2 separate regions of the Homo sapiens genome follow, and region 2 is linked to region 1. A link is a contact called in ENCODE Hi-C or POLR2A ChIA-PET data. All regions are on one chromosome and are shown on one strand. Each heading gives the region's core, a stretch centred on a gene start or an enhancer-like site at or near the end of the contact. The rest is flanking DNA. Distances are from core to core; before and after follow the strand shown. Region 1 has its middle 89 kb from the start of LINC01209. Region 2 has its middle 86 kb from the start of TBL1XR1-AS1.

What was found. Hi-C counts contacts between places; a loop is a spot of excess contacts on that map. ChIA-PET counts read pairs that join two places held with the same protein, here RNA polymerase II (POLR2A). Pooled maps may share reads with other maps.
Region 2: a pooled map shows a loop between it and region 1 (2.7-fold over the local background). The contact joins two enhancer-like sites. A Hi-C loop is called at or near these places in 1 of 168 maps with a recorded cell type or tissue (breast epithelium) and 2 of 50 pooled maps. POLR2A ChIA-PET finds 5 or more read pairs at or near these places in 2 of 52 experiments (T-cell and WTC11).

Annotation. Positions count from the first base shown.
Region 1 is chr3:176,904,099-176,908,032 of GRCh38, reverse strand. No RefSeq gene overlaps it. Among named protein-coding and RNA genes, the nearest start is that of LINC01209, 89 kb to the right of the region's middle. Within about 2 kb of position 1,414, at least 5 of the 41 ENCODE cell types and tissues checked have a DNase peak (open chromatin) inside an H3K27ac peak, as active enhancers do.
Region 2 is chr3:176,949,938-176,953,744 of GRCh38, reverse strand. No RefSeq gene overlaps it. Among named protein-coding and RNA genes, the nearest start is that of TBL1XR1-AS1, 86 kb to the left of the region's middle. Within about 2 kb of position 2,429, at least 6 of the 41 ENCODE cell types and tissues checked have a DNase peak (open chromatin) inside an H3K27ac peak, as active enhancers do.

The DNA of each region.
Region 1 (3,934 bases), core at 165-2,664:
AAAGCAAAAATTGACAAATGGGATCTAATTAAACTTAAGAGCTTCTACACAGCAAAAGAAACTATCAACAGAGTGAACAGACAACCTACAGAATGGGAGAAAATATTTGCAAACTATGCATCAGACAAATGTTTAATATCCAGCATCTATAAAGAACTTTAACAAATTTACAAGAAAAAAACAAAAAAAACCTATTAAAAAGTGGGCAAAAGACATGAACAGACATTTTTCAGAAGAAATATACATGTGGTCAAAAAGCATTTGAAGAAAATCTCAATATCAATGATCATTAGAGAAATGCAAATCAAAAATACAATGAGATACCATCTCACACCAGTGGGAATGGCTACTATGGAAAAGTAAAAAACTAATAGATGCTGGCAAGGTGGTGGAGAAAAGAGAACACTTACACACTGTTGGTGAGAGTGTAGATTTGTTCAACCATTGTGGAAAGCAGTTTGGCGATTCCTAAAAGAGCTAAAAAAGGGAAATGTATCTTATTCTTGTCTGTGTCTTCAACAGTTGGCATAGTACTTGGTGCATAGCACGTTGCTCAAGAATTGTTTTGAGGGAATTTATCCGCAAACAATTATTAGATAGTATATTTTATTTATTTTTTTAGAAACAGGGTCTGTCTGTCTCCCAGGCTACAATGCAGTGGTGAAATCATGGCTCACTGCTGCCTTGAACTCCTGGGCTCAAGTGATCCTCCTACCTCACCCTCCTGAGTAGCTGGGACTGCTGGTGTGTACCACCACACCTGGTTAAATTTTAAAATTTTGTAGAGGCAGGGTCTTGCTATGTTGACAAGGCTGGTCTTGAACTCCTGGCCTCAAGTGATCCTTCTGCCTTGGCTTCCTAAAGTGCTGGGATTAGAGGCATGAACCACCATGCCTGACCAGTATCTTTAAAAGTAGAGTTATTTATTTTTATGATTTTTCAGATGAGGAATTTGAGACCAAGATTTATAATTCATACAAAATAAAAACCAGAGGGAAGCTTAAAGATCATTTAGTTGAGACCTGTCATTTTGCAAATTAATAAACTCAAGTTCAGAGGGTGACTTGTCCCAGATCAGTCAGGGAGCCGGAGACCTAGTTGCAGATCAGAATCCAGTCTTCTGGTTCTCACTAGGGTGCTTTTCAAACAGCCACTTGCCTGGTTGTCAGGTGGCATGGCCACCAGTTATATCCCTTTTCTTCTGAAAAGCCAGGCTGACAGGGTTGATAAATTAGTAGTTGATTCTGATACTGATGGAAAACAGGTTCTGTAAGCTTATTTTTATTATGATATGGAGGAGCTGTAGTTCGTTGGGAAACAAATCCCTTCAATAACTTGGCTGGGAAAAGGGCCTTTTTGCCTTTTCTCCCATTACTCTTCCTGCTGTGTGGAATGCTTTTGTAATGGTTGGAACTCTGCCAAACATCTTGGACTGTGAGGTAACCTTGAAAACTGAAGCCATTTGCCAAGTTTTTGGAACAGAGTTTAGCCTACATCTCTGATGTCACTGGGAAGAGTCGATACAAAATCTGTACTGTTTCCATCTGGACTTCTTTTGTTTGAGAGTGTCATATAATAAATTTTCGATTTGCTTGAGCAACTATTATTTGGCTTTTATTTTTCCATGCAATTGCCTCTATCCTAACAGAAACATTCATACTTCTATTTTTATTTTATCAGAGCAGTCTCAACAATGCTACCTGCTTTTATTTTCATTTGAATTATATACCTGATGTAGATCCTATTTTAAACATTTGCATTTCACTTAGCTCTGACAGGCAATCCGTCACTTTGCTGGGTTCAAGCCAATCTCCTCAAAAAACAAAAAACAAAAAACAAAACAAAACATTAGAAAGCAAGTTTTTTCAGCAACTTAATTCCTGAGGCTCTGACACATTAACTCCACTGACAGAATAAACTGTTACACATTTAAGCACCTTTTTACCTTAAGGGAATTTCATTAGACATGGAACCTCTAACACGTTCAAGAAGGGGCCAGGGAGAATCCTTCTGACATCCTTTCTCAATTTTAAGAAAAGAAAGAATATAGAAACCACAAACCTATGTGATGAAAGGAAAGTGTCATTAGGGCTAAGGATGAATCTCCCAGAGACACTTTTCTTTTCTTGACATAGATGTAGGTGATTTCCATTACTACCTTTACTTAGTGTAAAACGTCCATTATTGTAACATGTGAGAGTCCTCATCGTTGCATTGGCCACCAGGCATAAGGATCCATAGAATACTGTAGCCATCTTTGGTTGCTTTCTTATGGACTGGGTTCTGAGACACATCCTCCTCTCTTGCTTCTAACAAGCTTTCTTTTGTAAGGCAATGTGGTTTCTGTCATAAAATATAAACTTAATTAAGCTCTGTTAGGTGCTGCATTCCTTGTGGAAAAGGGAAAATGGATGAACTGTAATAAAGAAGAATTGGCCTAGGCAAACATTTGTGCTATTTTTCACTGGCATTTCTGGAAATTAAGCTATTAAATCAGGAGAGCAGGTCAGGCTGGTTTGATATTTATTTTTCATTCCTTGACTGCAAAATAACAGGCTTAACTTATAATGACATAAAATCAACACCTACTGTGTTCCATTCATTAATTCTGGCATTCTATCAAAAACATCTCCCAGGTTCGTCTAATATGAGTTTTTTTTTCCTTCATAAAAGCCTGAAGCATATTAGTCATAATGCCATTATATTCTAGAAGCTTTAAAACAATTTCTATAATTCCTCTCATGCCCTGCCTAGGACTTTCTAGTAAGATAACAAAGCTGAGTATATTAGAAAGTTCTGTGTCTTATAAAAATGTCTTGGCATTTTTTTTTCCAAAACTCTGGTGGTCTTTTACCAGTTCTCAGTATTTTTAGAACATTGTAAACAGTTTACTAAAGGCATAAACTATCTAAATGCTCTGAGACATAATTAATTCAGATCTTATTTATTTCAGCTTAAACTTTGTAAGAGCTTGTTTCAAAATCATGTTTTCCAAAGTTTTCATTATTTTCCAGTTGGGTAATTTGGTTTTCTTTGCCATTTAAAACATTTATGTGTATTAGATTTGTCTTGTTCTCAAAATATTTTCTCTTAGAGGATGGAGATATTTCAACTTTTTCTCTTTTCCTTAATTTTATGCAAAGCTTCCTTCCATTTCCTTTACTTAAATCATACAACCATCTTAAGAAAAACAGTACAGATTATTGGTCTATTTATTTTGACACTGAAATGGGAATTGTACACAGTTGCCTAACAGCCCATCTTTTTTCTAGATTGAAAGCTTTCTGACATTGGAGATGTGTTTATGTCTCTGAACCCATTTCCTGCATCCAGCCAATGCTCCATTTGTTAAATGGAGTTGAAAACAACGGAACCAGAAAACAGAACTTCTTGACTTGTGCTCGCCAAGATCGTGTTTACATAAAACTAGTTTGACCTAATGATTAAAAAAAAATTTCCTTCACTAAAGCCAGACATTTTGCGGTTATACAAATACAATATTATGAGTTTATTTGACTCCCTACTCTTGAGTTTTTCATATGAAGAGGTTCAAACCAGTGAAAGAAGCCTCTTCTCAGGTATTTGGTCAGCCACTCAACACTCTACTTTACAAATGTCTCCTTGTCTTGATTGTGAAGTCCCTGTGATCAGGGAAGGTCATGTTTATCTCTGTAGCCCCTGTGTCCCATGCAGAGTACATCTGAGCAACAAACATTTGTTGAATAATAAGTGACCAACAAATATAGATTAAAGTGACAAATGGAACTAACAAATGGAACTAACATATAGATGCTATGTTATTGGGGAAGTATAAGACTAATTACCAAATTTATTTTTGACTTTTTAAAAAGGCATTCTTTTTTCTTGTTGTCTTGATATTTTATATATTACCTTTCCTCAGTACTTTGTGTATTTTTTTTTCAATATAAGGAAG
Region 2 (3,807 bases), core at 1,180-3,679, 45 kb before region 1:
TTTTGGAATTTTGAGCTAAAAGCATTGGACCAGGGAGTCATAAAGATTGAGGGGTGTTAATTCTAACATTCCAGAGGAGTAGTTCTCAATCCCTGGCTATGCATTAAAATCAGCTGGAAAGCTTTTAAAATATACTTATTCAAGGGCCCTACCCCTTGAGATTCTGATGTAATTTGTCTGAGTGGAGTCAGTGCATTACTTTTTTCTTTTTTTTTACAGTTACCCGTGTGATTCTATTATGTAATCAAGGTTGAAAATCAATGCTCTACAGGAAATTACCCTTCAAGCCCCTAGAGCTTTACGAACTCCTTCCAGTGTCCTTCCAGTAAATTCATTCTCCCCCTTTCTCCTCTCGTATCTCTCTGAATCTAGCCAGAGTTTGTATTTATTCCTTATTACTAGAAGAACCTTAATACTGATGATGTTGGTGTCAGGATTATCATCTTTGGAATTCTTTGTGTTTATGGAAGCATGCTGATTAGCCACATGACTCTCCGTTTTGCTATTATGCATCTAAGTTTTTAAAAATTGCTATCTGGGCCAGGCATGGTGGCTCATACCTGTAATCCCAGCACTTTGGGAAGCTGAGGCAGGCAGATCACTTGAGGTAAGGAGTTCAAGACCAGCCTGGCCAACATGGTGAAACCCTGTCTTTACCAAAAATAAAAAAAATAGCCAGGCATGGTGGCATGTGTCTGTAATCCCAGCTGCTCGGGAGGCTGAGGCAGGAGAATCACCTGAACCTGGGAGGCAGAGGTTGCAGTGAGCCGAGATTGAGCCACTGTACTCCAGCCTGGGCAATAGAGCGAGACTCCGTCTCAAAATAAATAAATAAATAAACAAAATAAAATTGCTTTTTGGGGTTTTCCAATATTTTCCTTTTCTTAAAAAATTAATCAAGATATTTAATAGATGATAGTGCAAACTATAATTTCATTTGAATACAAATGTGTGCACATGTTTCCAACAAGTTATCTAGCAGTTACTACAAACAGCCTCAAGGACCTTAGAATTATATTTAAAAACTCTATGGCTGCAATTTAATTCTAACAATCTTACTTGCTCTCAAGAGAATATTGTCAATTTCAAATAAGAATCACAAACTCCGAAAGACCAGTGGAGTGGGAATGAGGAGTGGGCAAGAGAGGTACATACAGGGTTGAAGAGAAATACAACTCTTTAGGAAACCAAAATCAGATGTATTATTACAGCTAAGGACAAGGGAAGGTCTATGACTTTTAAAAAATGGCTTTTCTTCCAGTACCATACAAGTCTGACAGAGAAACGTGGAACAAGTTGCCTGTCTTAAAAGGACAGAGATGACATTTTCAGACACCTTCAAGTGCAAACAAGTGGCTCTTTCCATTGAGGATTCAGCAGTGAAGTTATGATATCTAGCCCAGAAGCTAAATGTTGGATTTGCAAATACAGTTTATTTTATATAATTCAACATCATAAACAGCAGGCATCTGCTGCTCTGCTTACTGCCCCCTGCCCCGGCCAGTTTTCCCCTCCCCTGTGCAGACTCTGTAGAGGAAGCAGTGATGCAGCCCTATGGCTTTGAAGTGAGATGAGTTCTTCTAATTCCGCTATGAGCTCATTCTTGTCAAACTCTTCCAGACCCTGCAGGTCTTGAAATCGTTGTTAAAATCTCCTCTGCAAGTTCTTGCTGGTCAGCAACATCCTGCATTAACTCCTCGACTCGACCCGTGGCGTCCTGGGGGTCAGGCCGCCCTCGTAAGCCTTACTCCCTCCCACCCCAAACAGCTTCCTGGATACCTGAACACTGATTTGGTTGCTGTTCCAGTGTCTGCTTCCAGACCCCTCCAATATTTCTTAAAGTATATTTCATTTCTTTAAGGTTTTCAGGGACCCATTTTCTTCCCTTATTTTTGCTCCATATTTTTATGCCTGCATAATTCTTGTCCTACTGGCCAGATTGTAGCTTTTGGGAGTGAACAGTAAGAATGGAATGCCTTGAATTTGCATTGGGCGAGCTGGAGATTAAATTTATTTTCTTTCCTCTATAAGGCCCCAATTTGTGTGTGTGTGTATTTTAGTAAGAATGCAGTGCCAGCCTCACACCTTAATGTACTGTAAAATGTCTCATTTACCTGTCCTCTTTTTTTGGCTGTTTTTCCTTTTCCTTTTTTACACCTGTTTGCTCCACATGATTCCAAAGAGATGAGAAACAATTTATTTGAGCTTTTGTGTTGCTTATTGTCAGTCTGAAAAACAATTGCCAATAAACTGTATTGATTCATATCATTAAACATACATGGACTCACACATACACACGCAATCAAATTTTAGTGTGACCAAATTGCAAAATATGTCTTCAGCATGGTTGCCTTGTCAGTGACCAGCTGAGACTGCTGATACAGGGCCCAGCATACGTATGCTCCTTGGCTGTACTGACCAGCTGGCATGTGGCACCATGCTGGCACAGGGTCCTGTCAGTCAGCCCCACAGGCATGCCATTCACCCAGAATTAGAACCAAAGGGAAGATCTTTTTTTTGTACACTGTTAGCAGAAGTGACCTTTCCCAATGGCTTAGAATAATTTTGTAAGTGCGAAGGAGAGCCATTTATTAGCATAAGTTCTTCAACAGCCTTATTTAAGGCTAGAACCCGGTGATTTTTAATTGCAAATATTGGCTGTGAATTGCTGGAAGGTGTAATAATGTTATTCCTGTTTTGAAATTCCATTACACAGGACTGAGTCAAAGAGCGTCTGTGAGTCACCTGAATTTCTCTCCTGGGCAGCCACACATTTGATTTTGAATCATTGTGCTGCCTTGGATCCAAGGAGAGGCCCACTGTTGTTTTCACCTCTAGCCCTTGTCATCCTCTCTAGTTCTGTTTTAATGATGAGGGATGGTAAACTGGGCTGGGAATCAAGAGATGAATATTTGGACTACATTTCTACCGCAATGAGTTGCATGACCTGTGATTAGATAGGCTGGGATTTAATGGTAATTCACTGAAAAATTGCCATACCAGTTATCACCATGTCACCCAAAGATGTCCAGGATTTAGGATTTATCATTCATTTAATAGTCACAACAAACAAAACAAAATACACTCAAGGCCAAATCCACATCTGGTTGGGAATCCTAGTATCTCTGTGGTGGGGGTAGGGTTAAACTGTTCCTGGCACATTTTTCTTTGCTTTCCTAACCTTGATTTCCTGCTTCTGTTAAATTCTTATTCCCTGTTTGCATCTCACCTCCTGGCCATTTTTTTTCCTTTTCTATTTTTGTCATTAATTCCATATATGGAAGACAACTTTGTCTTTAATTTTCCACCAATTTCTTTTACCCAAGACAGTGTATCTTGCAGATTTTTACTGAAAGTCTGGCATAAAGTGTGTGTATGTGTGTGGGCGGGTGGGTGGTGGTGCTAGAAGTTGAATTGCATATTCCCCTAACCCCAAATTCATGTGTTTATGTTTTAATCTTCAGTACCCCAGAATGAGACCGCATTGAGAGATAAGGGTCTTTAAAGAGGTAATTAAAGTTAAATGAAATAATTGAGATGGGCCCTAATTCAATATGACATGTGTCCTTATAAGAAGGGGAGATTTGGACATGGACACACAGAGAAAAAGAACATGTGGAGACCCAGGAAAAAGCCATCTCCAAGCCAAGGAGAGAGGTCCCAGAAGAAACCCACCTTGCCAACACCTTGATCTTAGGCTTCTGGACTCCAGATTTGTGTTGTTTAAGCCACTCAGTCTGTGGTAATCTGTTATGGCAGCTCTAGCTGACTAATACAGCAGGGAGATCTCAGAATAGAACACTGCAT